Linked DNA regions of Homo sapiens: region 1 is linked to region 2. A link is an interaction called in ENCODE POLR2A ChIA-PET data of the cell type or tissue named here. Cell type or tissue: K562. All regions are shown on one strand. Links, peaks and the distances in the headings refer to the core of each region. The heading gives the core; the rest is flanking DNA. Region 1 holds the start of ARHGDIA (Rho GDP dissociation inhibitor alpha). Region 2 holds the start of LOC105371929 (a long non-coding RNA gene).

Evidence for each region. ChIA-PET counts read pairs that join two places held together with the same protein. Peaks named below come from ENCODE experiments on the same cell type or tissue, not always from the same donor. Only the 100,000 strongest peaks of a DNase experiment are listed, where the experiment ranks them.
Region 1: POLR2A ChIA-PET joins it to region 2 with 12 read pairs; 19 of 35 experiments call an interaction of 5 or more read pairs at or near these places.

The regions. Positions count from the first base shown.
Region 1 is chr17:81,860,737-81,876,147 of GRCh38, forward strand. ARHGDIA (Rho GDP dissociation inhibitor alpha) reads right to left here and starts at 10,601. Exons shown (of 6, transcript NM_004309.6): 1 at 10,562-10,601; 2 at 9,005-9,221; 3 at 8,806-8,889; 4 at 8,594-8,670; 5 at 8,437-8,500; 6 at 6,985-8,339. The coding sequence starts at 9,194. The coding sequence ends at 8,140. It overlaps LOC124904086 (a long non-coding RNA gene), which reads left to right and starts at 374. Exons shown (of 2, transcript XR_007065950.1): 1 at 374-403; 2 at 2,427-7,020. RefSeq lists silencers at 6,809-6,868, 7,219-7,308, 8,019-8,068, 8,669-8,878, 9,909-10,338 and 2 more and enhancers at 4,709-4,758, 5,368-5,996, 6,627-7,255, 7,256-7,885, 7,886-8,514 and 4 more. In K562, for the core only: CTCF peaks have their summits at 8,767 (motif pointing right) and 10,756 (motif pointing left); DNase peaks (open chromatin) are centred at 8,015, 8,765, 10,665, 11,365 and 3 weaker places; H3K4me3 peaks cover 3,471 bases.
Region 2 is chr17:81,726,401-81,741,711 of GRCh38, forward strand. LOC105371929 (a long non-coding RNA gene) reads left to right here and starts at 4,915. Exons shown (of 3, transcript XR_935049.2): 1 at 4,915-7,422; 2 at 8,386-9,455; 3 at 11,690-11,946. RefSeq lists a silencer at 3,752-3,971 and an enhancer at 5,692-6,228. In K562, for the core only: a CTCF peak has its summit at 7,505 (motif pointing right); DNase peaks (open chromatin) are centred at 7,511, 9,248 and 9,561; H3K4me3 peaks cover 712 bases.

The DNA of each region.
Region 1 (15,411 bases), core at 4,056-12,055, 130 kb after region 2:
CTCCCTGGCCTTCGTTCGGGATTGGCCGAGGACCTCGCGCTCGCTGTCTTTCTTAGCCTCTCATTGGCTCCCGACAAGAACTTTTTCTGCCTTGGCTTCTAATTGGTGGCTTTCGCCTGCACCTTCCACGGGTCTGGAATGGCTGCCCCTTTCGGTAGCACGGACTCTGCGCCTCCTGATTGGCCAAGGGATGCGCGCACTCTGCGCGTTCCTTCGTCGAACGTGGCAGTGGGGAGGAGTTCCCAGTTTAGGGGCGGAGCTGCGGCTGCGCTTCCGAAACCCCTCGTGTTGCATTCTGACTGGACCGCGTACCCAACTGGCACGCCCCCCGGCCCCCGGACCGGAAGTTGGGGTGACGCAATTTCCGGCGCGCGTGTCAAGCGTGCGGCGGCGGCCGTGGAAGGTGGGGTTGGCCGCCTAGGGTCGGCGGTGGGCTCGGTGTGGGATAGCCGGCCCGGTCCGACGCGCTCCGCGAGGTCACGCGAGACACTCACCGAGGCATGGCGGCAGGGCCTGGGCATGGGAATCGTGCGCACAGTGCGAGGAAGCCTCGGAGGGGATACGAGCACAGGGCGGGTGGTTAGGAGAATGGGGCTGGAGAGACGGGCGGGAGGGGCGGGACCTGGGCCCCGGGGACCTGCCGGCTCCCAGGCCCCAGGAAGACGCTGCTCATGCGTGGAGCGGCCGCAGGAAAGGTACTCCCCGCTAAGGCCTTCAGGGAGCGGCCCTTTGCCCTGTGCGATCTCTTCCTTCCTTTCCCACGGGTTGCCAAATCCTGTGACGCTGCCCCTTCTCTGGTGCTTCTCAGATGCTCTGGTCGGCTCAGGAGACCTCGCAGCTGTTACACAGCTGTGGAAATACCCTGGGCGCTGCTTCACTCCGAAGGCAGCAGCTGGGTTTGCCTCCCGACTCGACCCGCCACCGAGGCTCCTGAGCACTTGAAATATGGCCAGTCCACCTGAGACGGGCTGTGAGTGCGCAATGCACATCAAACTTCTAAGACTGAGTGTGCGGGGCCGAGTGCGGTGGCTCACGCCTGTAATCCCAGCACTTTGGAAGGCCGAGGCGGGCGGATCACGAGGTCAGGAGTTCGAGACCAGCCTGATCAACATGGTGAAACCCCCTCACCTCCCGTCTCTACTAAAAATACAAAAATTAACAGGGCCTGGTGGCGCGCGCCTGTAATCCCAGCTACTCGGGAGGCTGAGGCAAGAGAATCGCTTGAACCCAGGAGGCAGAGGTTGCAGTGAGCCGAGATCGCGCCATTGCACTCCAGCCTGGGCAACAGAGCGAGACTCCATCTCAAAAAAAAAAAAAAAAAAGTGTGCGTGTAGGGGCTGGAGGACAGAAGGTACAGTATTTCGTTAATAACTTTACATTGACTACTACATGTTGAAATATTCTGTATGCATATGTTGGATTACATAATAATATTGAGGCCAGGTGCTGTGTGGCTCACTCCTGTAATCCCACCACTTTTGGAGACCGAGGCAGGAGGATCCCTTCAGCCCAGGAGTTCGAGACCAGCCTGGGCAACATAGTGAGACTCCCGTCTCTACAAAAAATAAATTAAAAAAATTAGCCAGGCACGGTGGTGTGCACCTGTGGTCCCAGCTACTTGGGAGGTGGAGGTGGGAGAATCATTTGAGCCCAGGAGGCTGAGGCTGCGGTGAGCCATGATCCCACCACTGCACTCCAGCCTGGGCGACAGATCGACACCCTATCTCAAAAAATAGTAAAAAAATGTCCTTTTTTTAAAATTTTTATTTTTTATTTTTTTGAGACAGAATCTCACTTTGTCATCCAAGCTGGAGTGCAGTGGGCGATCTCGGCTCACTCCACCTCCCGGATTCAAGCGATTCTCCTGCCTCAGCCTCCCGAGTAGCTGGGATTACAGGCATGCACCACCATGCCCAGCTAATTTTTGTATTTTTAGTAGAGACAGGGTTTTACCATGTTGGCCAGGCTGGTCTCGAACTCCTGACGTCAGGTGATCCACCCGCCTTGGCCTCCCAAAGCGTTGGGATTATAGGCGTGAGCCACCGCACCAGGCCTCCTCTTCTATCTTTTAACGTGGCTTTTAGAAACTTTTAAAATTACATAGATGGTCTGCATTTTGTTAGTGTTGGACACTGGCAGCCCTCCGTCTCCCTCACTGCCTGGAATCTGCTGCTCTCCTTTTCCCCAGGTGCCTGCCCTCTCCATTCCTCCTCACTTTCCTCCGCTGGGAATCGGCACCGCCACTGATTTTAAAGTTGAAACTTGGCAGGCAAAAGGGAGGTACTCCCATGTTAAATGTATACACATTGACTGCAATAGTATCCTGACTTTTGAAATGGTAAAACGTAGAGTAAGTTGCTTTTGTACTTTGAGAGTTTCTGTTTGTTGATCAGTTGTTCCTGAGAACATGCTTCTCCTTCCGACAGGGAACTCCCTCCACTAGAATATGAGCTCCTTGTGGTCAAGACTGGGTCCCCTGTTCCCTTCCCCCCAGTGCCAGCGGAGCAAAGGTCAGTCAGCGGCATAAGTTGTACCTGCTGGGAGAACTGTCTGCTTCCTCCGGGTGACTTTTCTGGCCAAGAAGGAATATGAGTATGTGCCTCCCTGAGCACTGGCCTGGAGCCCACTCAGGAAACACCATCTCTTCATAAATGGTTTTGATTGCAGGCATTGTTCCTTCTGCTCTCTGGATGATGGAAATTGCTTCAGGTCACTGCACTATCTTCCAACGTTTTTGTGGTTGCCATGAGCTGTTGTACAGACCACAGTTTGGGGCCTGAGACAAGCTGGGCATGGTGTTGCATGCCTATAATCTCAGCTACTTTGGAGGGTGAGGCAGGAGAATAGCTTGGGCCCAGGAGGTCTAGGCTGCAGTGAGCCATGATCATACCACTGCACTTCTGTCTGCGTGACAGAGACCCTGTATCTTACATAAAACCCCAGCCCATATTTGTACCACATCTAGATACGAGGTCAGAGTTCAGATGCCTAAATATTGTAGCTTGTGTTTTGTCCACTGTTGGGGGAAGAGTGAAGAGATTTGACATACCATAATGTTGATTAGCTTGTGATGGTTTGGCGGCAGCTTAGGCCAGAGCATAAAGTAAAAAGGAAAAGTGTTCACAGACAATGAAAACTGGGACCAAGTGGTGAATACTCAAGGCACACAGACCAGGCAAGGATCCCAGTGGCCGTGGATGAGTCTCAGGCTGGCTCTGGGCCAGTGGAACACACCTCAGTGTGGGTGAAGGCCTAGCCAGGGTAGCAGAGGGCAGGGCTACAGAACAGCAGCCCAGGTGGCTGTGGCCGACCTGACATTCTCCTGTGAAAATCAGGTGCCCAACCAGCACTAATCTAGATAGATGGCAGCATTTTTTTTCTTTAAAGACAGGATCTTGCTATGTTGCTCAGGCTGGTCTTGAACTCCTGACCTCAAAGGATCCTCCCCTCTTCAGCTTCCCAAAGCACTGGGGTTACAGATGTGAGCCAGCACGCCCAGCCGAATCACAGTATCTTAGACAGATGCCATGGCTGCCCATAGGGTCCTCTCAAGGTGCCTCTGCCCTTGGACTGGCTTCCTACACCAACCTGACAGGTGCAGCAAAGGTGGACTTTCTGGTAAGGCTGGAGGAGGAAGCCTGGTCTGCGATGGCCTGAGACGCCCTCTATGGGGGTTGTTGAGTGGATGGAAATGTGCAGGGCATGGGTCCTGCCCCCAAGAATGCAGGCTGGTTCCGCTGGGCACCTGCAGAGGGCTGATGTCCTTTTCCTGAGGCCTGCTCCTGTGCCTTCTAACCCTAGGGTGAGAAGATGGGCTGTGTTCACCTCATGCCCAGGCCCTTCGAGGAGTGTGCCCTTGGGGGTCAGAGCCCTCCTGTGGCTGGTATTTCTTTGGATCATCACAGGTGCTCCAGACATCCTTTAGGGAGTCTCAGGCTTGGTGAAGGGATCCATTAAATGTTGCTTAGTTGGTTTTTGTTTGTTTTTTGTTTTTTCGAGACAGAGTCTCCCTCTGTTGCCCAGGCTGGAGTGTGGTGGCGTGATCTTGGCTCACTGCAACCTCCACCTCCCAGGTTCAAGCGATTCTCCTGCAACCTCTGCCTCCCAGGTTCAAGCGATTCTCCTGCCTTGGCCTCCTGAGTAGCTGGGATTATAAGCGTGTACCACCAACCCTGGATGATTTTTGTATTTTTAGTAGAGGCAGGGTTTCACCATGTTTGTCAGGCTGGTCTCGAACTCCTGACCTCGTGATCCTCCTGCCTCGGCCTCCCAAAGTGCTGGGATTACAGGCGTGAGCCATCATGCCCAGCCAACTGGTTTGTGATTAAATGTTTTGATTGATGCAGTTTTTGAAATGTACTGTGTGTACAATATTACTCTTTTGAGACAGGGTCTCACTCTGTCACCTAGGCTGGAGCACAGTGGTGCAGTCATGGCCCACTGCAGCCTCTGCCTTGTAGCCTCAAGTGATCCTCCTGCTTCAGCCTCCTGAGTAGCTGGGACTACAGTTGTGCACCACCATGCCCACCTAATTTTTATTTTTTTAAAGATGGGGTCTCCTGTGTTGCCCAGGCTGGTTTTGAACTGCTGAGCTCAAGTGATCTGCTTCTGGCCAGCTACTACTCTTAAAAGTAGAGTTCTCAGAGCAAAACAGCTCCCTTTCAACCTTCAGTCCGGTCGAAGGTGTGGTGGGGGTAACAACAGCAGGCTCATGGATACCTGGGCAGTGCTCCGAGGTCCCTCCTGTGTTCCCACTGAGCAGCAGCCTGCTGTGCCCGGAGTGGAGGTGAGAAATCCAGCAGCAGCGCGGTGGTGAGTGTGGGCCCTGCGGAGTGTGGCAGGCGCTCATTATGGTGCAGGGCAGTGTTGGGCACAGAGAAGGTTCTCAGAAACCACAGTAACCCATGGTTAGTTGGTCACATCCCAGACCCTGACCTAGCACTGGCTGGCACTGTGACTTGTCACTCTCCTGAATGGAAGAAGTGTCCACCTGGGGGTGGCTGAGGAGGTGGATGCTAGGGGACTGCTGGGAGCCACGGACCTGTGGAGGTTGGGAGAGGAGACTGCAGGCGCAGGCTGCTGGAGGCGAGGAGGCCTCTCTGGAGCGCCAGGCCATACAAACAGGTCCCAGGTGGGGCCACGAGGATCAGGTTAGACTTGGGACCCGAGAGACACGTCATGCCCACTGTGCAGGTGCCACCTCATGTTATCCTGCACCAGGGGAGGGGCCAGCCCAAAGTCCTGGCTGCTGGCAGCATGCCCGTACAGCTTGGCACCTGGGTCTGAGTTCACATGTCTAGCAAAGCTGGGAAAATCCAGGAGCAAGAAGGTGAAGCCCTTTGGCTCAGCCCAAGCTCAGAAGGCCCTTGCCCGATGAGCCGAACTGCTGACAACACCCTGGCACTGGGCTTGGGGACTCCCCTGGAGCATGTAAGAAGTGAACTGGGAGCGTGGGAGAAACTGTCTGGCAGGGGCTGCTGCCTCGGAGCTCATCCTCCCTGGCTGTGCTGGTGTCTGTCCAGTGGGATTAGCCTCCATCCTGTGGTTTCACCACCCCACCGCCTCTCTCCCCCACAGCACAGGCAGAAGCAGCAACGCAACACGAGACCACCTCGCTTGGGGCTAGTAGCAGTTCTGGGAAAGGCTCGGTAGGGTCTTTGCTCCCTGCGGAATCAAGGGCTGGGGGCTGACCCAGGCTTTCTCTATAGCTGCTTCCAGATCTGGGTCTGGACCAGCTTCTGCAGGAAGGCACCATTCTGTTGGGGTGTCTGACACGGTCAGCTCTAGGCTCAGCCTCTGCGGCCCCCACAAAGGCCTAGCAAGGATGGGGCAAGGTGGCAGTGGTGCCCGCACGCACTGCCCTGGCACAGGTGTGTAGTTAGTGACCTGAAGCATGAGGGCATCTCCCTGCCCACCCCAGCTGGAGATAAGCCCCTTGCGGGGCCCACCCTGCTGATAAACCCCAGAGCAGTATGGCCTGTGTCAGAATGACCAGTAGGAGGGCCCCGGGGTAGCAGCTGCCCAGCCCAGCTGCGTGTGTGTGTGAAGTATTTTCCTCAACACCTTATACCACAGAAGGCAGATTTTGAAACTCGCATCAGGCCAGAAAAAGAATTTCTGAATGGACACTTCTAAGGGGTGCCTGGTTACTCATCTGCCTCTTCCCCCTGCAGGGTAGAGGGGCATGGGTTTGAAGTTCCCGGGGGCTCTTGGAGACTGCAGACACGGACGAGCTGGGGTTCCTGGATGCTGCAGCAGTTGGGGCCCCTGGCTGAGCGCACCTGCCCCAGGAGGCCCTGCGTGGTTCCCCCAGTAGCCCCTTCACACCACACCGCAGTGAGGATGCCCTGTCTCCTGCCGATCCCATCACACCAAGCCTTTTCGCTGTTGGGCTCCTGGCACTGCCCGATCCTGGAGGGCACTTGGCTGCGGCTGTGGCTGTGAAGGGCTGGTGCTCTAGGCGCCTCCGTGGCCCCCGTTGCCTGGGCACCTACTTCCTGCCTCAGCCACAGCTGCATCCACGTGCGCCAGGGGCCACAAGGCCGACCCTGGCTTGGGCCTGTTCCTCCCTGGGTTTCCTTGGGATCCAGTCATTGGAGGGCCCGCGCACAGCTGGGCCAACTCGACACCTCCAAGCCCGGCCAGGGAATCAAGCAGCTCTCCCTCTGGCAGCATGAGCTACACAAGCCAGGCCCGTCTTCCCATTCCCTTAGCAAGGAGGGGCAACCCCAGCCAAGGCCTTCTGCACTGTTCTAGACTGTTGCTGCCTAGGGCTACTGTAGCTGGGAGTCACATTCCTTTCTCCCCAGATAGTTGCAAGGGGCCCAGCAGCCACAGCACTTCAAGGGGGCCCTGCCCTTCCCCTCCCACCACCCCACCAGGGTCCCCATCTTCCCCTTTGTCTCCTAAAGCCCGTGAGGCAGTAGAGGAGCCAGGCCCTCCCCTGCCACACCCTGGAGAAGCCAAGCAGCAGACACCCCCAGCTCCTTCAGGGGCATTTATTTCCCGGTCAGAAAAGAAGCAGGGACAGGCGCCTCTGCCTGAGCCTGGCAGACACAACACGAAGACCGGGGATGGGGCGGGGGAGGCACAGGAGACGGCTCTCAGCAATGTGTGCACTTGGTCCCTTGTTTGTTCCTGGCTGGGTCAGGGAAGGCCTGCCGGGGGTGGTGGCACTGAGAGCCTGGGGGAACAGGCGCCAGGCCAGTGGCCCAGGGACGGCACGGACGGAGGCAATAAATACTGATGGCCAGGCGGGGCTCCTGGCTGGGCCCAGGTGGGGTGAGTGAGGCTGTCCATCGAGGGCTCTTGGGGGGGTGTGGGCTCTGGGCACTGCCCGCTGAGACAGAAAAGGCAGAGGCAGGACAATACCCAGCCTCCTGGATGGTACTGAGGTGACTTGAGTTTTGGCAATTTGGCTTTCCCCAAGCCGCCGGAGCCATCTCCACAGCCCTGTCCAGGGAAGGGGGCAGGCTGGCCAGGCACTGGTGGGCTGGGGAGCAGCAGCAGCACACCCCACGTGTCCCTGGGTCACTGGGTTCGCCACCGGGGAAGGGACGGGGAGGCCACATGCTCATGCAGACACAGGGAGTTAGAGGCTAGTGAGGCCCCACGGTACACTCCACATGTTAAGGCATCATGGTTAGACGGGACCGACAGCGACAAGGGGGCTGGCCAGGGAGCAGCGGGGCTGGAGGACGGCCCGGCCCCCACGAGGCCGTGCATCCCACACCCCAGCTCCACCCCGGAGCAGCAGACGCACACGTCCAGGGGCAACCACGGGGCCTGGAGAATGGCTGCTCCGCTCCCTCCTGAAGCCAGGCCTCGGGTGTGACGGGGAGATAGAACCTGGGGGGCACAGAAAGGGCAGCAGAGGCCTGGCTGCGGCCTCTCTCCCCCACAGCACAGGCAGAAGCAGCAACGAGACAGGAGACCGAGGAGGCTGGGCCTGTGGGTGGGGGAGGGCTGAGGAGGGGGGTCGGAGGCACTCGGTTGAGCCAGGCCAGGGAGGCGGACCAGGGTGGGAGGGGCACGGAGGGCCTGTCAGCACTTTGGTATGGGGAGGGGAGGGGCTGGGGGGGACACATCCGCCTGTCCGTCGTCCGTCCGTCAGTCTGCCCTGCCCGCCTCTGGCTGGGCTCAGTCCTTCCAGTCCTTCTTGATGGTGAGATTCCACTCCCAGGACAGGTGGTCGGTCTTGTCGTCGTCTGTGAAGCGGGACTTGATGCTGTAGCTGCCCCGGGCCAGCATACCCTTGGGTGCCTCCTCCACGGGGGTCAGGAACTCGTACTCCTCGGCCCGGGGCCCATAGCTGCCTACCATGTAGTCAGTCTTGTCAACTGCGGCACAAGGAAGAGGGCGGTCAGCGGCCCCGCTTCCCCGCCTGGCAGCACGCACCCAAGCGGCCCCCTCTGCCCTGCCCGGGGCCCCACTCACTCTTGACGCCTTTCCTGTACGTATGCTGGATGTACTTCATGCCGGACACTATCTCTCGGTTAACCTGCAGGACCCGAAGCGAGGATCAGGGAAGGTCGGTCCGGACCCCAGCCCCAGCCCCGCCTCCATTCCCTGGCCACAGCAGCCTGTAGCTTACCCGGAAAGAGATTTTTATCCGGTACTCCACACCCTCCTTCAGCACAAACGACTGCTTCTTGAAGCTCTCCAGGTCGCCTGTTGGGGGGACCTCCCCCTCAATGACTGCCCAGCAGCCCTGCGCGAAGCCCCAGCCCTGCGCGGCCCCCTGGCTGCACTTCCCGAGATCCCCACCAGGGGCCGCCCGGACCCCCGCGGCCGCAGGGCACTCACCCGTCAGGTCCAGCTCCAGGGGGCCCGGGGCCGAGCTGCACACCAGGGTCAGGCCAGTCACCACGACGTTGGGGACGTTGGGGTCTGGGGAGTGACAGCAGGTGAGGGCCCCACCCCCACCAGTGGAAGTAGGGGCTGGGGAGCGGCAAGACAGCTGGAGTGAACGGGCGGCCACCCGGCTCCCGCAGCCCAGACTCACCTGCGGAAACGGCCACGCGGCCCAGCAGGGCCTCCTTGTACTTTCGCAGGCTCTCGTCGTCCTTGTCCAGCTCCTGGATCTCCTGGATGCTCTTCTGGGCCGGGGGCTTGTAGTTGACCGAGTGCTCATCCTCCTCGTTCTCCGCTGCAATCTGGGCCAGCTGCTCGGCTGTGGGCTCCTGCTCAGCCATGCTCAAGCTTAGCCTGGGTCGGGACACCTGTGGGCGGGACGGTGACAGGCCTTGGACCTGGATCCCCAACGGAGGCGCACTTCTGAGCAGGAGTGTGGGCTGCAGCCGGAGCTCCAAAAGGGCTCCAAGGGGGCCACCTTCGCTCCTCTCCACCCCCGCGATTCCTGCTCAGGGGCATCCTCTGGGGCAGTGTGAGGTGCCCCCACCCCAGGTATAACATCTAAGACAAAATGGGAACTGCAGCCGATCATGGGGAGAGAGGACACACCTCCCCCTCCACGATGGAGGAGGCAGCAGCCCCCTGTATGTGTGGGGCGGGGCTAGCAGGCCCCAGAATCAACCGGCGGGGCCCACACTAAACCCTCTCTTAGGGTCTTGCCGCTCTTGAGCTGCCCAGGCCCTCGCCCTACGGGGTAACGGGGCTCGGTATCCCTCAGTAGGGTTGCTCCTCTGGCCGTGGTAGTCACATGTAAACGTGTGTGGTCGGCTCAGCGTCATCTTTCAAACAGGATGCCCCTGGAGCTCGGATGTTAGGGGCAGCTAGAATACCGCACGGGGCCACCTGGACACGGGGATCCTAAGTATCTGCGGTTTCTCCACAATTGTGAGGGTCTGTGACCTACAACTTGGGAGCTACCACAGCCACTCAGTACTCTCGGGCCCTCTTGTAGATGGTGGGCCCGGAGTGCCCGGGGCAGCACTGACCCGGCAGGGGATCTGTCAGGCTCAGATCCTTCCCGGCAGCGTGGGAGGTGGGTCAGGGAGCAGCACACCCGGGACACCCAGGCCGGGGTCCAGGCCGCCCTGCTTCCTCCAGGGGCTGGGGCCTCCGCGCCGCGCGAGGATAGCCGTAGGCGCCGGGATCCTAGGGCGCGGCCCGCACTTCCGCAGGGCCCGCAATCCGTGCCGGGCGTGGCCCGGGCGCTGGGGGAGGCCGCGCCCCAATCCCCGCGTCGCCCCCGAACGCGATGGACCGCGGCTGCCGGCCCGGCGCCCCCCGCGTCCCCAAGGAGGGGCCCTCAGGTCTGGCCCGGGCCCCACGCGCCTCGGCGGCCATGAAAGAAGCTCCGGACCGCTCGGGAGGGGCCGGCACTCCCCTGGTCCCCGCCGCCCCTCCGGCCCGGGACCCGCACGTGGGGCCGGGGCCGCCGCCGCCCGGTCCCGCCCCGGCCCCGCCCTAGCCCGCACCGCCCTGGCCCGCTGTCACCGCGCCCCCGCCCGCCGAGACCCTGCCGCGGGCTCAGGGCGGGGCGCGAACAAAGGCGGAAGCCCCCACCTCAGCGCCCCCCGCCCCCGCCGGCGCCGCCGGTCCCCGCCCCGACCCGCCGCCTCCGCCCCGCCGCCTCCGCCCCGCCACGGCCACTCACCGGAGGGTTCGGCCGCGCGGTTCAGGATCCCTCCCGCACTAAATGACGAACGTCGTCGGCCGCCCCGCCCGCCCTGCCTGTCACTTCCGGGGTCACGAGACTTCCGCTCACTCGGGCGGGGAAGGCCAGGGCGCATGCGCGGCGCGCGGGTGGCCGGGGGCACGCCGTCGCCATCTTGCGGCTGGGCCTCGTGGGCGCGTTCCGCGTGGGTTCTGGCGTCGTCACCTTCCACCCCAAGCCCCGTCAGTGGTCACCTCTGTAAGCCAGGGCACTTCCCTACGCGAGCCCAGGGCGCCCGCACCCGGGAGGCGAGGTCCGGTCCCGCCTCTCGCCGCTGCCCAACCCGCGCCCACTCGAGGCCTGCGGCGGCCGCGTGGGCTGTGGAAGCCCGCGCAGGTGCAGTGCGCTGCCCTCCCCGGCCCAGTCGGTCCGACTGCGACTCTTGCTTCGGGGCCTAGTCACCTAGTCCCGGGACTTCGGGGAGGTAACGGGCACGGGGATTAAGTTCTCGTTAAACACGGGCGAGAGCGCTGGCGCGCGGGCCGTTCCAGGGCCTTGGTGTCCCCCGTGGAAAGACAGGGCTGTGGGGCTAGGAGGAGCCCCTTGCACGCCCCGCGGAAAGCTGGTGCTGGGCGAGGGCGCAGCGGAGGTGTTTTTCTCCAGGCTGAGACAGAATTCGTGCGCAGCGCGCGTGGCTGCCTGGCGCAGGCGCCGCTGCAGAGGCCCTAGTGTCCCTGAGGAATCCCGCGGCTCCTCAGGACCAGGAGGCAGGGAGCTCCTGGCACCGTGAGCAGATGAGGGGCTGCCTCAGCCTGGGCTTCACCGCAGAGCCCTGTTCCCCACTCCGCTTGTTCCGAGATTCCACACATTCGCCCACAAGGGCCGTGTTGAAGTATCAGGAACGGCCGCATAACGTGAGTGGCCTGGCCCAGCAGCAGTGCTCGCACCCAGCCCCGGGCTCGCCTCTCCTGGAGGCCAAGCCCCTAAATGCCCTGCACCAGACACTGGGTGGGACGCTGCCCCGCGTCCAGCCTGCAGCACTTGTTAGGACTGTGGACTCGTTAACGTGGACGCCTCTTTTATTTATTGATTGATTATTTTTTTGAGACGTAGTCTCAGTGTCGCCCAGGCTTGAGTACAATGGCACAATCTCGGCTCACTGCAACCTCCACCTTTCAGGTTCAAGCGATTCTCCTGCCTCAGCCTCCCGAGTAGTTAGGATTACAAGTGTGAGCCAACATGCCCAGCTAATTTTTGTATTTTTAGTAGCGACAGGGTTTCACCATGTTGGCCAAGCTGGTCTCGAATTCCTGACCTCAGGTGATCCACCCACCTCAGCCTCCCAAAGCGCTGGGATTACAGGCATGAACCACCGGGGTGCCCAATCTTTTTTTTTTTTTTTTTTTTTCTTCAAGACAGGGTCTTGCTCTTTTGCCCAGGCTGGAGTGCAGTGGTACAATCTCAGCTTACTGCTGCCTCTATCTCCTGGGCTCAAGCAGTCCTTCCACCTCAGCCTCCCGAGTAGCTGGGACTACAGGTGTGCAACACCATGTCCAGCTAATTTTTTATTTTTTGTACAGACAGGGTCTCACTATGTTGCTCAGGCTGGTCTTGAACCCCTGAGCTCAAGCGATCCTCCTGCCTCAGCCTCCCAAAGTGCTAGGATTACAGGTGTGAGCCACCATGTCCGGCCACCCAGCCTCTTTTAATCACTCTTGAGCTCCATGCAGACAGGGCCCTGTCTGTTTGGCCCATACTGCCAGGCAACCCAGGCTGATCAAGAGAAGTGGAGACCACACGCACACACACACGCACAGCTGCTTTGTTCAGACACAGACATGAACACAGGAGGGCATTTTTGGGGACAGAACTATGCAAAATACCGAGCTTGGTGTCTTTTGAAAATTTCTGAATGTTGGAGGGATATTTGAGAGTTTCTGTAACTGAGTCACACTGTCAGTGCCATGTCATCAGCACAGCGTTTCCTAATCAGGTGTGAAATGCTTCACTGTTAAAGACTCAGAGCCCCTGTGCAGGTGATCATGTTGCCCAACTTTCCAATAACCCAAGTGCTTTTAAAAAAAAACTGTTGGGCCGGGCGCGGTGGCTCACGCCTGTAATCCCAGCACTTTGGGAGGCCGAGGCGGGCGGATCACGAAGTCAGGAGATCGAGATTGTCCTGGCTAACACGGTGAAACCCCGTCTCTACTAAAAATACAAAAAATTAGCCAGGCGTGGTTGCAGGTGCGTGTAGTCCCAGCTACTCGGGAGGGTGAGGCAGGAGAATGGCGTGAACCCGGGAGGCGGAACTTGCAGTGAGTGGAGATCTCGCCACTGCACTCCAGCCGGGGCGACAGAGCGAGACTCTGTCAAAATAAATAAATAAATACATAAATAAAAGATTCGATTGTGTGGGTATACATTTTGTTTGTAACCATTCCAGTTGGCAAATATTTGGTTTCTTTTTTGTCCATTATGAATAATACTGCCATAAACATTTACGAATATTATAAACCATTATAAATGTTGCATTAAGCCTTTTCATGAATATGTGCTTTCATTTCTCTTGGGTAGATTCCTGAGTGGAAGTCCCCAAATGTTTTCCAATGTAGGTGTGCCACTTTGCACCCCCTAGCAACGCTGGGCTGCTCCAGGTGGCCACAGGCTCAGCAATACCTGCTGTGCTTGATCCCAGCTGTACAAGTGTGAAGCAGTGTCGTGTCACACTGTGAGTCGCACCTGCACTTCCCCAATGAGTCTTCCTGGGCAGAAACCTATTTAAATCTTTTGCTCATTTTTAATTGGGCTGTCTGATTAAGCTATGAGTACTTACATATCCTGTATACAGTCCTTTATCAGATATATGAGGCTGGGTGCAGTGGCTCACGCCTGTAATCCCAGCACTTTGGGAGGCCGAGGCAGGCGGATCACCTGAGGCCAAGAGTTTGAGACCAGCCTGGCCAGCATAGCAAAAAAACTGTCTCTACCAAAAATACAAAAATTAGCCGGGTGTGGTGGTGCACGCCTGTAGTCCCAGCTATTCGGGAGGCTGAAGCAACACAATCGCTTGATCCCAGAAAGCAGAGGCTGCAGTGAGCTGAGATTGCCCCATTGCACTCCAGCCTGGGCAACAAGAGCAAAACTCTGTCTCCAAAAGAAAAAGATAGGTGATTTGCAGACATTTTATGTGGTTTGTCTTTCATTTTCTTAATGATGTCTTCTTAAGGGCAAAACCTTTTATTCTAGTGCAGTAGTTTTTTCCACATGGTGCATGCCTTTGCTATCCTAAGAACTCCTGAGCTGAGGTAGGCGGATCACTTGAGCCCGTGATGTCGAGGCTGCAGTCAGCTATGATTGTACCACTGCACTCCAGCCTGGGTGACAGAGACCCTGTCTCAAAAACAAACTCTTAGCCCAACCGGATATTGTAAAGATTCTCTCTCATATTTTTTCTGTGATCTTCTGCTATATTTTATGTTTGCTGACATTTAGATATACAGTCCGTATTTGGGTTAACTTTTCGTATGGAGTGAACATCTTTTCTGTGTGTAGGAACATCCACCTGTCCTGGCACCCCTTGTTGAGAAACTATCGTTTCCCCCAATGCAATGTCTCACCACCTTTGTTGAAAATTTATTCACCATAGGCCGGGTGCAGTGGCTCACGCCTGTAATCCCAGCACTTTGGGAGGCCAAGGCAGGCGCAACACCTGAGGTCAGGAGTTTGAGACCAGCCTGCCCAATGTGGTGGAACCCCGTCTCTACTAAAAATACAAAAATTAGCCGGGCGTGGTGGCACATGCCTGTAGTCCCAGCTACTCGTGAGGCTGAGGTGGGAGAATGGTGTGAACCCGTGAGGCAGAGGTTTGCAGTGAGCCAAGATCGTGCCATTGCACTCCAGCCTGGGCAACAAGAGCAAAATTCCATCTCAAAAAAAAAATTTTTGTTCATGTAAATCGAAGGGTTTATTACAAAAATTAGCTGGGCATGGTGGCGCACACCTGTAGTCCCAGCTACTCTGGAGGCTGAGGTGGGAGGATCACCTGAGCCTGGGAGGTCAAGGCTGCAGTGAGCTGTGATCATGCCACTGCACTCCAGCCTTGGTGACAAAAGGAGATCCTGTTGCTGGGCATGGTGGCTCATGCCTGTAATCCCAGCACTTTGGGAGGCCGAGGTGGGTGGATCACCTGAGGTCAGGAGTTCAAGACCAACCTGGCCAACATGGTGAAACGTGGTCTCCACTAAAAAATATAAAACTAGCCAGGCATGGTGGCACATGCGTGTAATCCTAGCTACTTAGGAGGCTGAGGCAGGAGAATTGCTTGAAACCGGGAGGCAGAAGTTGCAGTGAGCCGTGATAGCGCCATTGCACTCCAACCTAGGTGACAAGAGCAAAACTCTGTCTCCAAAAAAAAAAAACCAAAAAAAGGCCAAGTGCGGTGGCTCACGCCTGTAATCCCAGCACTTTGGGAGGCTGAGGCAGATGGATCACCTGAGGTCAGGAGTTCAAGACCAGCCTGGCCAACATGGTAAAAACCCCATCTCTACTAAAAATACAAAATTAGCCGGGCCTGGTGGTAGGTGCCTGTAATCCCAGGTACTCGGGAGGCTAAGGCAGAATTATTGCTTGGACCTGGGAGGCAGATGCTGCAGTGAGTTGAGATGGCACCATTGCGCTCTAGCCTGGGCAGCAGAGAGACCCTGTCTCTCAAAAAAAAAAAAAAAAAAAAAAAAAGGACAAAAAAAGACAGACAGACATATATGTCTTTGCCAATGCTACGTCCTAAAATGATGGCATCACATTAACTGGCTTTCTTGCATTACTAAAAGGATGAACTTTTAAAATAATTT
Region 2 (15,311 bases), core at 4,046-12,045:
GATTCTCCCGCCTCAGCCTCCCAAGTAGCTGGCATTATAGGCATGCGCCGCCATGCCCAGCTAATTTTATATTTTTAGTAGAGATGGCATTTCACCAGGTTGGCCAGGCTGGTCTTGAACTCCTGGCCTCAAATGATCTACCCACCTCCACCTCCCAAAGTGCTGGGATTACAGGCATGAGCCACTGTGCCCGGCCTCCATGTGACCCAGTTCTGATGGCAAGACGTGAGGAGAGATGCCCTGGGAGCCCTGATGCAGTCCAGCCTCTGTGGACACACTTCTGATGGTCACACAGTTACGTTTGGCAGACCATTCTTTTTTTCAGTGATGGAATATTCTTCTAGGTCCTATGTAATCATTGTTGTTTTCACTTCTATTTTGTCTGATGTTAATATCACCGTACCTGCCTTATGTTCTACCTTTCCGGGTCATTTTGTTTTGGGTGTGCATAAATACTCATGTGGCAATTCAGGCCGGACGCAGTGGCTCGCGCCTGTAATCCCAGCACTTTGGGAGGCCGAAGCAGGTGGATCACTTGAGGTCAGGAGTTCAAGACCAGCCTGGCCAACATGGTGAAACCCCGTTTCTACTAAAAATCAAAAATTAGCTGGGCATGGTGGCGCGCACCTGTAGTCCCAGCTACTCGGGAGGCTGAGACAGGAGAATCACTTGAACCCAGGAGGCAGAGATTGCAGTGAGCCAAGATTGCACCACTGCACTCCAGCCTGGGCTACAGAGCTAAACTGTCTCAAAAATAAATAAAGTAATAAAATAATAAAATAAATAGTCACGTGATGCTTCAGGTCATCTGACATCCTGCCCCCCACCCCTTAGTAAAATGCCTGCTGTTTTATTCAAGCAGCTACCACCCCACCCCAGTCCTTGGGCCTCAAGGGCACCAGGGCCTGACCCCAGCTCCCAGCATGAATAGGGTTGGTTTAAACCAGTCGGCATGGCCCACAGTGACTGGTTTAGGCATGGGCCTGTCACCCACACTGGGCCAATGATATGTAAGATGTTTATTGTAGCTTCCGGGATGGAAACTTCTCTGCCAGCTTGTGGGTTGGGCAAGGACGACACTCCGGGCCCTACCGGCGGAAGCTCTGCTCCTGTCGTGCGTGGACCACGCAGCAAATGGCCTTGGAGGCTGCTGGCAGCCATCTTGTGACCATGAGGCAAGTCAGCGCAGGCCGAAGCTGACGACGCGAAGACAATGAGGAGAGGGAGAAAGAGCCGATCTTTGGTGTGTATTGGCTGTGACGTGCTGCCGCCTCTCTGGAGACCGGGTTCATTATACTTTTCCTGGTATCTTCTCATGTTTGCTCTGCTGGCTTTGGGCCCGAGTTTTACCTCCTGGGTGTATTGTGTGTGCCTGTTTTGTGGTGTTGGTTTTGCTCCTGGGTTTGTTGACCCTTGGGTGTCTGCTCTTTTTTTTTTTTTTTTTTTTTTTTGGGACAGAGTCTCACGCTGTCACCCAGGCTGGAGTGCAGTGACCTGATCTTGGCTCACTGCAGCCTCTACCTCCTGGGTACAAGCGATTCTTCTGCCTCGGCCTCCTGAATAGCTGGGATTACAGGTGCCTGCCACGGCTAATTTTTTTACTTTTAGTAGAGATGGGGTTTTGCCATGTTGGCTAGGCTGGTCTTGAACTCTTAACCTCAGGTGATCTGCCCACCTCCGCCTCCCAAAGTGCTAGGATTTATAGGCATGAGTCACCGTATCCAGCATTTTTTGCTTGTTTGTTTGTTTTGAGACGGAGTCTCGCTGTGTCACCCAGGCTGGAGTGCAGCGGTGTGATCTCGGCTCACTGCAAGCTCCGCCTCCCAGGTTCACACCATCCTCCTGCCTCAGCCTCCTGAGTTGAGTATCTGGGACTGCAGGCGCCCGCCACCACGCCCGGCTAATTTTTTTGTATTTTTTAGTAGAGACGGGGTTTCACCGTGTTAGCCAGGATGGTCTCCGATCTCCTGACCCGGTGATCCACCTGCCTCGGCCTCCCGAAGTGCTGGGATTACAGGCGTGAGCCACCGCACCTGGCCAGCTCTAGCTGGTTTTACGGGTGAATTTTTACCAAACATTCATGGAACAGAAAAATCCGTGTCTTGAAATTTTCACAGAAGGCTAGCATGATCTCAACTCCAAAATGAAAATTAAGACACATCTGTTTCATGACTGTAGATGTAGAAAGCCTAGATAAACTATTAATAAATTGAAGTCAGCTGCATATAAGAAATGTCAGACCTCATGATCACGTAGGGGTTATATCAGAATTTCAATGTCAGGAAACTAACTAATGTTATCTGCATGTTACATTAAGAGTAAAGGAGGCTGGGCGTGGTGGCTCACGCCTGTAATCCCAGCACTTTGGGAGGCCGAGGCAGGCGGATCACCTGAGCTCAGGAGTTCAAGACCAGCCTGGCCAACATGGTGAAACCCCGTCTCTAGTAAAAATACAAAAATTAGCCCGGCATCATGGAGTGTGCCTGTAGTCCCAGCTACTCAGGAGGCTGACGCGGGACCCTCGCCTGAACCTGGGAGGTAGAGGTTGCGGTGAGCCAAGATCGCACCATTGCATTCCAGCCTGGGCACGAAGCGAGACTCCGTCAAAAAAAAAAAAAAAAATTAAAGAATAAAATTTCTGCAGGCATCTCAACAGCTACAGAAACAGCATTTTGTGCAATTCAATACTGATTTGCAGGGGCCAGGGGTCATGGCTCATGCCTGCAATCCCAGCACTTTGGGAGACCAAGGCAGGTGGATCCCTTGGGCTCAAGAGTTCAAGATCAGCCTGGGCAATGTAGCAAAACCCCATCTAAAAAAATAAGAAAATATTAGGCAAGCATGGTGCATATGTGCACAGGGCGCACACCTGTGGTCCCAGCTACTGGGGGTCTGAGGTGGGAGGATTGCTTGAGCCCAGGAGGTTGAGGCTACAGTGAGCCGTGATGGTGGCCCTGGACTCCAGCCTGGGCAACAGAGTGCAACCCCGTCTCAAAAAAGAAAAATACTCATTTGCAACTTTTATTTTTTTAATTAAAAAAAAATTTAATTTATTTATATTTTTGGGGACAGAGTCTCGCTATGTCACCCAGGCTGCAGTGCGATGGCATGATCTCAGCTCACTGCAACCTCCACCTTCTGAGTTCAAGTGATTCTCCTGCCTCAGCCTCCTGAATAGCTGGAATTACAGGTGACCGCCACCATGCCTGGCTAATTTTTGTATTTTTAGTAGAGACGGGGATTCACCATGTTGGCCAGGCTGGTCTCGAACTCCTGACCTCGTGATCCACCCATCTCAACCTCCCAAAGTGCTGGGGTTACAGGAGTGAGCCACCGTGCCTGGCCTCATTTGCAATTTTTAAAAATTGCTTTGCAATGCCGGGCGCGGTGGCTTACGCCTGTAATCTCAGCACTTTGGGAGGCCGAGGTGGGCACATCATGAGGTCAGATCGAGACGATCCCGGCTAACACGGTGAAACCCCATCTCTACTAAAAATACAAAAAAAAAAATAGCTGGGCATGGCGGCGTGTGCCTATTATCCCAGCTGCTGGGGAGGCTGAAGCAGGAGAATGGCGTGAACCCGGGAGGCGGAGCTTGCAGTAAGCTGAGATCGCGCCACCGCACCCCAGCCTGGGTGACAGAGCAAGACTCCATCTCAAAAAAAAAAAAAATTGCTTTGCAACCTAGTAGTAGAAGAACAATTCCTTGATCTGATAAAGAGCATTCCCTTAACAAGATATAGCAAAATTTAAAACCCGTGAATTATAGAAAAGATACACATTTGATTATATAATATTTTTAAAAATATGCATGGCACAAGACTCTATAAACAAATATACACAATGGAAGCCATGGTGGGAGGTATCGGCCAGGGCCACGTCTGAGTCCTTGGCAGAGCTGGGTCACGCAGTGAAGAGCTGGGAGGGGCCTGGACAGGGCAGCAGTGGGTCAGGTTTGGGCTTAAAGAAGACGTCCCAGCTGGTGGTTCTTCAAACAATTAAACATACAGTGGCCGTGCAACCCAGCAATGCCACTCCTAGGTGAGGACCCAAGATAAATGAAGACGTCCGGCCAGGCGCATTGGCTCACACCTGTAATCCCAGCACTTTGGGAGCCTTAGACAGATGGATCACTTTCAGCTCAGGAATTAAAGACCAGCCTGGGCAACACAGGGAGACCCTGTCTCGTTAAAAAATACAAAAATTGCCAGGCGTGGTGGCTCATGCCTGTAATCCCAGCACTTTGGGAGGCCGAGGCAGGCGGATCACCTGAGGTCAGTAGTTTGAGACCAGCCTGATGAACATGGTGAAACCCCGTCTCTACTAGAAATAGAAAAATTAGCTGGACGTGGTGACTAACACCTGTAATCCCAGCTACTCAGGAGGCTGAGGCAGAAGCGCTTGAACCTGGGAAGCGGAGGTTGCAGTGAGCCGAGATCACGCCATTGCACTCCAGCCTGGGCAACAAGATGAAACTCCATCTCAAAAAAAAAAAAAAAAATTAGCTGGGCATCGTTGTCTTGTGCCTGCGGTGCCAGCTATTCTGGAGGCTGAGATTGGAGAATCATTTGTGCCCAGTGAAGCAGAGGTGGCAGTGAGCCAAGATCATGCCACTGCGCTCCAGCTTGGGTGACAGAGTGAGACTCTGTCTCAAAAAAAAAAAGAGTCTACATAAAACATTGTGCGCGCCTGTGCATAGCAGCACATCCATAATCACAGAGAGGCGGAAACAGCTGTGTCCATCAACAGAGGTTGGTCACACAGGGGGTCCTGTGCCCAATGCAGTGGACTCTTGGGCCTTAGAATGAAGTTCTGATCCACACGGCAGCACCGACGGACCTTGGGCACTGTGCTGTGTGAAATAAGCAGACAGATGCTGTGTGGCAGCACTTACAGGGGCATCCTGAGCGACTTTGTGGAGACAGCTCTTAGGGCTGGGGAGGGAGGGATGCGGGAAGGGGGCGGGAGCTGGAGGGTGGAGGGCTCTTTCTGAGATGAGGAAATGATCTAAAACTGCCTGCGGTGACGGCTGCACAGCTCTGAAGATGCAGAAACTCGCTGAGCTGGACGCATTCTGAATTGTGTGGTATGTGAATTATGTCTCAGTAAAGCCATTAAAAAAAAACACCCAGGAGCCAGGCGCAGTGGCTCATGCCTATAATCCCAGCACTTTGGGAGGCGGAGGCAGGCGGATCATCTGAGGTCAGGAGTTGGAGACCAGCCTGACCAACATGGTGTAACCTCGTCTCTGCTAAAATACAAAAATTAGCTGGGTGTTGTGGCGGGCACCTTTAATCCTGGCTACTTGGGAGGCTGAGGCAGGAGAATTGCTTGAACCTGGGAACGGGAGGTTGCAGTGAGCCAAGATCGCGCCATTGCACTCCAGCCTGGGCGACAGAGCGAGACTCCGTCTCAAAAAAACAAAACAAAACAAAACAGCCAGGCAACCAAGTAGACAATGGAGGGAGGGGGTGACAGCTGAGGACGCCCATTGTCTGCTGGTGCTCCAGGCGGTGCTCCCCACTCCCAGCCCAGTCGCCCCCTGCTCCTGGCCTGGATTTGAGGCCTAGAGAGACACCTGCCCTCCCCCGGATCCGTGCCCCGCAGAAGTGCAGTCTTGGTGCCCAAATGTGCGCCCGCTGGGGCAGAGGAGAATCCGCGGGGCCTGAAGCAGAATCGCGCCCTCCCCCCAACCTGCCGGCTGCCCGGGCGCTCCCCATGGGCCCAGACGCAGGAGACAAAGGAGAACATGGGGGTTCAGGTATGCACTGGGGCGCAGACAGGGCCAGGCAAGACAAGAGGGCAGGGCTGCCGGGAAGGACGAGTGCCTCGGGAGCCTCTCTGCAGGTGAGACACAGGTTGAAGCATTGACTGATTTGTTCTCTCGCAGTGAGGCAGGAGAGGAGGGAATAATTGGGGTGACCCAGGGTTGAGGCGTGAGCAAGAGAACAGCAAAGGCAGCTGGTTCTGGGTAACACTGGGCCTCACTCCTATGGTAACAAGACAGTTTCCACTTCAGCCTCTGATTGGCTGTGAGCCAGTCCTTCATAAGGAGTCACCAGTTGGAGGCCTCTAAAGGGCACCTGGGGTGTTACCAAATTCTCCTGGCTTCCTAAAAACCCTGGGGAGCACTGCCATAGAGGCTCTGGGGCCGCCTGCTCCGCCCGCTGCCTCTCTGTGAATTGCACCTTGTGGTCTTCAATGAATCTGTGCTTTCGTCACTCCGTTTTTTGCTTGTCTTGTCTTTCGTTACTTCATTCTTTTGTTGCTTTCTTTGTGCGTGTTCAATTCTTTGTTCTGCACACAAGAACCTAAACAACTCACAGTCGAGACCTTCCAACCAGTAACACCAGCGGCCCCTCCCCTGGGAAGCCTCCAGAGGACGGGAGGCTGCCTGTAAAAGCTGAAGAGTCCTGAGTCTTCTGCGTGATTCCAGAGACTCCTGGGATGCCCTGGGGTGGGGGGCAGGGGAACGCTGGGGCACGGGTGGACCCAGGAAAGAGACGTGTAGAGCGCCTTGCCCCACCACCCTCCTCCCAGGCCATGTCATCTGCCACCCAGGCCAGGGCTACACCTCACCTGCCACTCAGGCCATACCATACCCTCACCTGTTGCCCAGGCCACACCCACATCCTCACCTGTTGCCCCTCCTCCTTGCGGCCCAGGAGGTCTCTGAAGATGCAGGCTCTACCTTCTGCCCGGCCCCCAGCCCTCCACCCGAGAAGTGGATGTGAAGTCACTCTGTGCATCTCCGCCCCTTTCCCACCCATTGGCCCTTGCCCTGCTCAGGGTCCCACGCTCTTCCCTCCTCCTGCCCCTCGTGGCCCCTCCTGTCTGCCCTGGCCCCCCCACACATCCAGGGGGCAGTTTGCTTCCTCCACTGACCTCCCCTCTCTGTGACATTATCTGTTTTTACAAACTTCAGGCATCTAAGCCGGGCACATTGGCCCAAGCCTGTAATCCCAGCACTTTGGGAGGCCGAGGCAGGCGGATCACTTAAGCTCAGGAGTTCGAAACCAGCCTGGCCAAGATGGTGAAACCCCATCTCTACTAAAAATACAAAAGATTAGCCGGCTGTGATGACGCGCACCTGTAATCTCAGCTACTCGGGAGGCTGAGGCACGAGAATCGCTTGCACCCAGGAGGTGGAGGCTGCAGTGAGCCGAGATCACGCCAGGGCACTCCGGCCTGGGCGACAGAGTGAGACTTCGTCTCAAGAAAAACCAAAAATCCAAAAGAACTACAGGCATCGGCTGTGTCCCCACTAGGAAGCCGGAGGGGAGCAGGGCTGGGTGTGTCTTCTCTGGCTGCGTCCCTGCGGCCACAAGGCCTGTTCTTCCTCTGTGCCCCGCCTGCCAAGGACCCAGCCTTGTGAAGGATGGATGAATGAATCATTGAGCAAATGAATGAGTGTGTGAACAGGTGAGTGAGGAGAAGCCGGCAGAGGCGGTGGGGTGGATGGTCCACCCGGCTGGCCAGCGGCCTGTCACTCCCTGAGTGGCCTCTGGGTGGCAGCCATGTGGCGCTGTCGGCTCAGGAAGGCTTGGTGCTGGAATGGGGCTGGGACATGGCCAGCCAGGCAGGGTGAGGAGGGTGGCAGCGCCCAGTGCAGCCTGGACAGATGGGGTTCTGCCCGGCAGGGCTGGCATGGGGGCTTCTTTATGCCAAGCCAGCCCTGGGGGAGGCCTCGGCTGTCCAGGGTGAAACAGGGTCAGGGTGATCAGGCTCGGTTTGTGGGGGCGGCCTGTCCTGCTGGAGGGTCCTCCTCACCCAACCCCAGCCTGCTGCAGGCTGTCTGCAGGGGAGATGGCAAAGACGGTGTTGTCCAGTTTGCTTGGGACATGAATGGTCTGGCAAATACGCAATGACACAGCTCTGGGGTCCAGATCCGGCCCAGGCGGCCGCCTGACAGAGGAGGTGCCCACAGAGCTTCCGTGAGAGGGCAGCCCAGGCCCAAGCAGCACTAGAACCCCGGCTTTGGGCTTTTGGGGACTTAGCCGGCCCCGGGGCCAGGGGTAGGATCAGGTTTCCACAGGCCAGACGGCCCCGCACAGTCACCACCGTCACCGTCACCATCACCCGGTGCTGGGCGGGCACCATGTGGACTCCACTTGGCACTGGGCCGATGGGCGGATGCCAGAGCCAGAGCAAAGGCCTCGTTAGCCCCTCGGGGAGGGCACGGCAGGGCCGGGCGACTCAGGAGGGCTGCGGGGTGACGTCTGATTGAGCCTGGAAGGACAGGCCGACCACAGGATGGAGGCCACAGCATCCTTCCCGGAGTCTGACCCCACGCTGGAGACAGAGGGGCTGGGCTGGGCTGGGCAACCTAGACCCGGGAGCCCATCTGTCCAGCCACCAGCGTCCGTCTGTCTGGGTCCCTGCTAGGGAGAGTCTGCAGCAGGGAGACCCCGGCAGCTTCGAGTATGGAGGGGAGACTCTGGCCGCCTGAGGTGAGTAACGTTGGGGGATGATTGTGGGGCTCCATTGGGACTTGGCAGGGCTCTGGGGGTGGGCACTGCAGGGGAAGCAGCTGCAGGCAGGGTGCAGAGGAGGCTCAGCTGAGTCTCCCGCGTGGGACTTCCAACCCCTCCAGGGTCTCTCCAACCCACTTCAGCTTGCAATCCACCCTCCTGCCCTGTGACCATGTGTGGTCACCCGCCCTCAGGGCACAAAAGGGGTCCAGCTCTATTTTCCAGGGACAACTCCAGACCCATGATCCCAGAAGCTTGGGGCCTGCCTTTATCCCAGCACCCAACCCCGAGAGCCCCCAGTGATGGAACTGGTGCAGCGGCCACCACTGCCCGGACCCGGGAGCAACACCGATGCCACACCTGGCGGCAGGAACAGGGCAGTGATGGGCTGTCTGCAAGGGGTCCCCCCTTCCGCAGCAGGTCTCTTGGCTGCAGCTCAGCCCCAGCCCCTGCGGTCCCCAGAGTCCCGGTCACTGGGGGCTCTGCAGGCCACCCTTCCAGGGGCATCCACCCACCCCCGAGTCCGGGTCAGGCAGAACCCAGGGCCCGCCGTCCCCTCCTGCAGGCTCAGGACCTCCTGGGGGGAGTTCCCTGTGTGATGCAGAGGGCACGCTCACCCTGCTGGGAAGGCTCACTGCTTCCCAAGGGGTCTGAGCTTTACTGGCACCTCACTGCAGTCCCTTCCCCGGGGAGACTCTGGGGCTTCCCCTGTGGGACCAGGCACCCGGAAAGGCAGCTCTGTCCCTGCTGAGTCACGCGCACCATCCTGCAGACGGGAGGGCATCTTCCTAGGCTTTCCTCCAGCCAAGAGTGGAGCTGGGACCTGGGAACCTCCCTGGAACCACCCCTGCTCTCCGGCAAGGCGTTCCACCAGCCTGTGTCTACACACGTAGCCCCGCAGAGCAGGCTTCGTGATGCCTGGAGACACCCACTTCCCCTTCCTTCTCCTGGGACTTCTCAGTCACACGGGCTGAGCTGCAGAGGGTGCGTGACCTGGGCTGAGCTGGTCTTTGGCAACTGGGGACTTTGGTTTGACGGTTGGTGGAGGGGAGACTCTCCTAACTTCCAGGGGTGTGAGTCGCAGGCGGTGCAGATGATAGGACAGTGGCCGTTGCCTAGGGCTGAAACCAACACAGCGGTGGGCGGAGCACAGGGAACTTCGGAGAGGGAGCCCGGCCCCCGAGTCAGCTGCTCCTGCGGGTGCTCCCCAAATCATCTAGTGATGTGATCCATTTGTCTTTCCAGCCCATTTCAGTTGAGTTTCCAATGACTTACAACCAATAATATCTCAACTGATACTTGGGCTCTTCAAGCACTAGAATTGTGGTGACGGCAGGAGCGTTAACACACTCTGGGGCGGGGCAGGGACTGCAGACTGAGCGGGCTCCAGGTGAATGCCAGCTTCCAGCCCTGCTGAGCCAGGCTGGGACGAACATGCTCACTAGGTCCGTCTCCACCTACTGTGGGCCAGCGCTGCGTGGCTCACTCCAGGGAAGACAGCAAGTTGGCTCAGCCGCTGCTGTGTGGCTGCTGCTCCCCTGAGTTTATGGCTGTCCATGGCATCTGCCAGGGTCCATCTGGTTTTTTGTGGGAATTGTGCCCGTGAATTTAACAAGGATTGATGGGCATTGCCATCTTGTCTTTTTTTTTTTTTTTAGACAGAGTCTCACTCTGTCGCCGAGGCTGGAGTGCAGTGGCACGATCTCGGCTCACTGCAACCTCTGTCTCCTGGGTTCACACGATTCTCCTGCCTCAGCCTCCCGAGTAGCTGGTATTATAGGCGCCCACCACCACACCCGGCTAATTTGTGTCTTTTTAGTAGAGACGGGGTTTCACCATGTTGGCCAGGCTGGTCTCGAACTCCTGACCTCAGGTGATCCGCCCGCCTTGGCTTCCCAAAGTGCTGGGATTACAGGTGTGAGCCACTGCACCTGGCCTATGTTTAATACTTTTTTAGAGATGGAGTCTCGCTCTCTGTTGCCCAGGCTAAAGTGCAGTGGCACGATCACGGTTTACTGCAGCCTTGACCTCCCAGGCTCAGGCGATCATCCCACCTCAGCCTCCCAATTAGCTGGGACCACAAGCACATACCACTGCACCTGGCTAATTTTTTATTTTTTATTTTTTTGAGACAGAGTCTCGCTCTGTCGTCCAGGCTGGAGTGCAATGGCTCAATCTCAGCTCATTGCAAGCTCCGCCTCCCAGGTTCTTGCCATTCTCCTGCCTCAGCCTCCCGGGTAGCTGGGACTACAGGCGTCCACCACCACGCCCAGCTAATTTTTTGTATTTTTAGTAGAGATGGGGTTTCACTGTGTTAGCCAGGATGGTCTCCATCTCCTGACCTCATGATCCGCCTGCCTTGGCCTCCCAAAATGCTGGGATTACAGGTGTGAGCCACCACACCTGGCCTAATTTTAAAATTTTGTAGTAGAGACAGAGTCTCACTATGTTGTCCAGGCTGGTCTCAAACCCCTGGTCTCAAGTAATCCTCCTGTTTTGGCTTCCCAAAGTGCTGGGATAACAGGTGTGAGCCGCTGTGCCTGGCCCATACTCACAGCTCACAAGTGACCTGTGTGGTTTCCTCTCTCCTTGTGTGGCTGCCTGAGACCAGGCTCAGGTCTGGAATGTCGGCAAGGAGTCACCCACTCTTCTTCTTCTTTTTTTATTTATTTATTTTTTGAGACGGAGTTTTGCTCTTGTTGCCCAGGCTGGAGTGCAATGGCGCAATCTTGGCTCACTGCAACCTCTGCCTCCCGAGTTCAAGTGATTCTCCTGCCTCAGCCTCCCGAGTAGCTGGGATTACAGGCATGCACCACCACACCTGGCTAATTTTGTATTTTAGTAGAGACAGGGTTCTCCATGTTGGTCAGGCTGGTCTCGAACTCTCAACCTCGGATGATCCACCCACCTTGGCCTCCCAGAGTCCTGGGATTACAGGCATGAGCCACTGTGCCCAGCAGGTCACCCACTCTTGTCTCTTTTGTGGCACTCCTGTGTGCCCATCCATTGCTCCCTCTATCCATCATAGCCTCTAGGGTGGCCCCACGAGCCCACTTGTGTTGGTGCCCCAGTGAGTTACCCCCACCTGGAGTGTGGGTGGGAGCGGGCTCCCTTCTATGAATAGGTTGTAGCCAAAGTGACGGGCTGTCCTTCCAAGGGGAGGTCACGCCAACACTGGGCTTCTGTTTTCCTCTCTCTCTCTTACACATTCTGAGCAGAGCTGGCTGCCAGGTGCTGAGCCGCCCCAAGAAAAAGCCCTCGTGGCAAGAAACTGAGGCCTCCAGCCAGCAGTCAGGGACCCGAGGCCTGAGACGGTGGAGGGTGAGCTTGCAAAGGGACCCCACAGTCGGGCCTTGAGAGGCCCACGGGCCTGGCCCACACCTCGGCTGCAGCCTTGTGAAGGTCCCTGAGCAGGGGACCCAGACTTCTGTCCTACAGAAACTTGGAGATAATAAATGCCTGCTCTTCTACGGCACTGAGTGTCGGGTGATTTGTTACGGGCAGTAGACAGCTAATACCTGCCCCTTAGGACACCAAGTCCTCGCCTCCTGGAGGCCCAAGCCCCAGGGAGCCATGCCTGACTTGCCGCCTGTCGATGGGCCACGCGTTCCTTGTTGATGCCATTCTGGGGTCCCCTCACCCTGACATACTAGGAGCCAGTTCCGAGGGAGGCTCTTCTGCCACCAACCCTGGCCCAGGGGGACACTGAGCTCCTTGATGCTGAGGGCCGGTGGTTCCTTATCGCCTGGCGACCAGCGTGTCCTCCGGGTCCTTTTCCAATACCAGCACCTCCCAGCTCAAAAACACAACCCAGCACTCCTGTTCCTCCGTCTCCCGGCCCTCCCTCGACACTGGGCCGAGGCAGCCTGTGCACCTGCCCCAAGCTCCCAGGAGCTGACCCAGCAGCGGATTCGGCCTGGTTCCCGGCATCCTTACCGGGATTTGGAAAATGCTCCTTTCAATCAATAAAGGCCCCACGCGGGCCTTCTTCCGCCCTCCCCTCCAGCATCCTCCATCTCCATTTCCACCCGTCCTCCCCGTCCTGCCAGGCCGCAGCTCCTTGCAGAATAACCCACACCCTCCAGTCGCAGGGACAGAACACCCTAGTTACTGGCCTAGAATTTTGCGGGGGACGAGGACAGGCAGACCCTAAGGAGGACACTCGCCTCAGGTGAGACCTTTGCAAGGTCCCGGCAGTGGGAGCCACTCCCGCCACTGCGGAGGGAACAGAGGGCAGGGATCTAAGAGGCTTCTACCCAAATACCGCATCCAGGTCATAGCGTCCCACCCCCCGCTGCCACCGGGGCCCTGACTTCAACACGGGAGGCAGACCAGACGCCACCGCCCTGGGATCAGAGCTTGGGCCCGAGGGTTGGCCCCGTCTGCACTCTGGCTTTCGGAATGAGGCTCGCTGTCAATGCTGTGGTGGAGCTGCATTCGTTTCCGGGGCTTCTATAACAAGGTGCCATAGAACAGGGCTCCAACAGCAGCCCATTCTCCCACTGTCCTGGAGGCTGGAAGTTCGAGACCAAGGTGCCTGCAGAGTTGGTTCCTCCTGAGGCCTTTCTCCCTGGCTTGTAGATGGCCCTCTTCTCCTGACTCCTCACACAGAGTCATCCCTCTGTGTGTATCTGTGTCCTAGTCTCTCTTCTTTTTCTTTTCGCTTCTTCTTTTTTTTTTTTTGAAGACAGGGTCTCTCTCTCTCTGTCACCCAGGCTGGAGTGCAGTGGTGTTATCATAGCTCACTGCAGCCTAGACCTCCCAGGCTCAGGTGATGCTCCTACCTCAGCCTCCCAAGTAGCTGGGACCACAGACATGTGTCACCACACCCGACTAATTTTTTATATTTTGTTGTAGAGATGGGGTCTCACTATGTTGCCCAGGCTCAACTGGCTTTAAGCCATCCTCCCACCTCGACCTTCCAAAGTGTTGGGATTACAGGTGTGAGCCACTGAGCCTGGCCCTTATCTCTTTTTCTCAGGACACGACTCAGGCCGGGCGTGGTGGCTCATGCCTATAATCCCAGCACATTGGGAGGCCAAGACGGGCGGATCACCTGAGGTCAGGAGTTCCAGACCAGCCTGGTCAGCATGGTGAAACCCCGTCTCTACTAAAAATATAAAAATTAGCCAGGTGTGGTGGCCAGCGCCTGTAATCCCAGCTACTCGGGAGGCTGAGGCAGGAGAATCGCTTGAACCCAGGAGGCGGAGGTTGCAGTGAGCCAAGATCGCACCATTGCACTCTAGCCTGGGTGACAGAGTGGGACTCCGTCTCAAAAAATAAAAAAAGTGGGGGATGGGGGTGGGGGTGGGGGTGGGCCAGGCGCGGTGGCTCACGCCTGTAATCCCATCACTTTGGGAGGCCGAGACGGGTGGATCACCTGAGGTCAGAAGTTCGAGACCAGCCTGACCAACATGGGGAAACTTCATCTCTACTAAAAAATACAAAAATTAGCCGGGTGTGGTGGTGGGTGCCTGTAATCCCAGGTGCTCAGGAGGCGAAGCAGAAGAATCACTTGAACCCAAGAGGTGGAGGTTGCAGTGAGCCAAGCTCGTGACACTGCACTCCAGACTGGGTGACAGAGCAAGACTTCATTTCAAAGGAAAAAAAAAACAAGGCCAGCGGTCATGTGGGAACAGGACTCGCTGTAATCCCCTCTTTAAAGGCCATATCTGTAAATACAGCCCCGTTCTCAGGAAATGAGGGTCAGGACCTCAATAAACACATTCTGAGGAGAGAACACCGCCGCGATTGGGTCTTCTGGATCTCACCGGAGGCCCTGAACTGCTGCCGGCTGCCCTGAGCTTTTTTCTCGCCTTCAGTCTCGGTGACACCCCTGCACCTCTCAAACGCGGGAGACCAGGCTTGGTGGTGAGTCCCGTCCACTTGGGTCCAGGCCAGGCCATCCCGGGTGAGCCCTACAGCCGTGCGCCGCCACCACCCCATGCCCAGCAGGGAAGTTGGTGGAGAAACACCCGCCGCGCTGGCGGGGGGAGCACTGAGGCCGTGAGCGGCACGCAGGGCGGGAGGCGCGGGGCAGGAAGCCCAGTGGTGCTCCTGGCCCTGGACAGTCTGGAGGTCCCAGGGGCCACCGCACAGTGCAGGCTTGGCCTCTTCCGGGCTTCCTGCGGGACCCCCTCCAGCCCTCCCAGCCCCTCCCTCCCCCAGCCTCCCTCCCCAGCCCCTCCTTGAAGCCACAGGGAACCCAAGACACATCTTGGTCCTCACCCCGCACCAGGGGCTTTGAGACCACCCCTCAGCACCCACGCCTGCCCCCTCTGGGCACCCCCCCCAACCCAGGCTCCCCTCACAGCCCCGGGCCTGAGGCTTGTCTGTCCCCATCAGACCTTGCTGCCCCCGCACCCTGTGGGGAATCCAGGGATCGCGCTGCTCCTCCCTGCCCTGTGCCCCTGCCTCCCCGCCGGCGCTGCCCAGGACCCGCAGCTCCCGCACCTGTTGCTGATCGGAGCCTGGCCCCGTCCACCTCCACCATCCCGCCAACTGGCCTGATTTGATCGAGCCTCGCCAGATGCAGCCTAATGTGACTTCGCAGAGCCTGATGACCTTGATGGTAGCTCAGGGCGAGAGTGTCTGGCGAGGCAGATGCCGGGACACAGGTGCCCTCATTACAACCTCCCCTTTTGCAGGAGGATGGGGGGCTCACTCAGGGAGAGGAGGGGCGGCCATGGGAGGACGACTTTGAGTCCCTCAGTCCAGCCTGCTTCCCACAAGCCAGGGCCAGGCTGGGCAGCGCCCACCAAACTTTCCCTAGGACCCGGCTCCAGGGGGTCTGAGGGTTTCCCTGGCAAGCCACCTCCAGAGCCCTGGGCGCCCCATCTG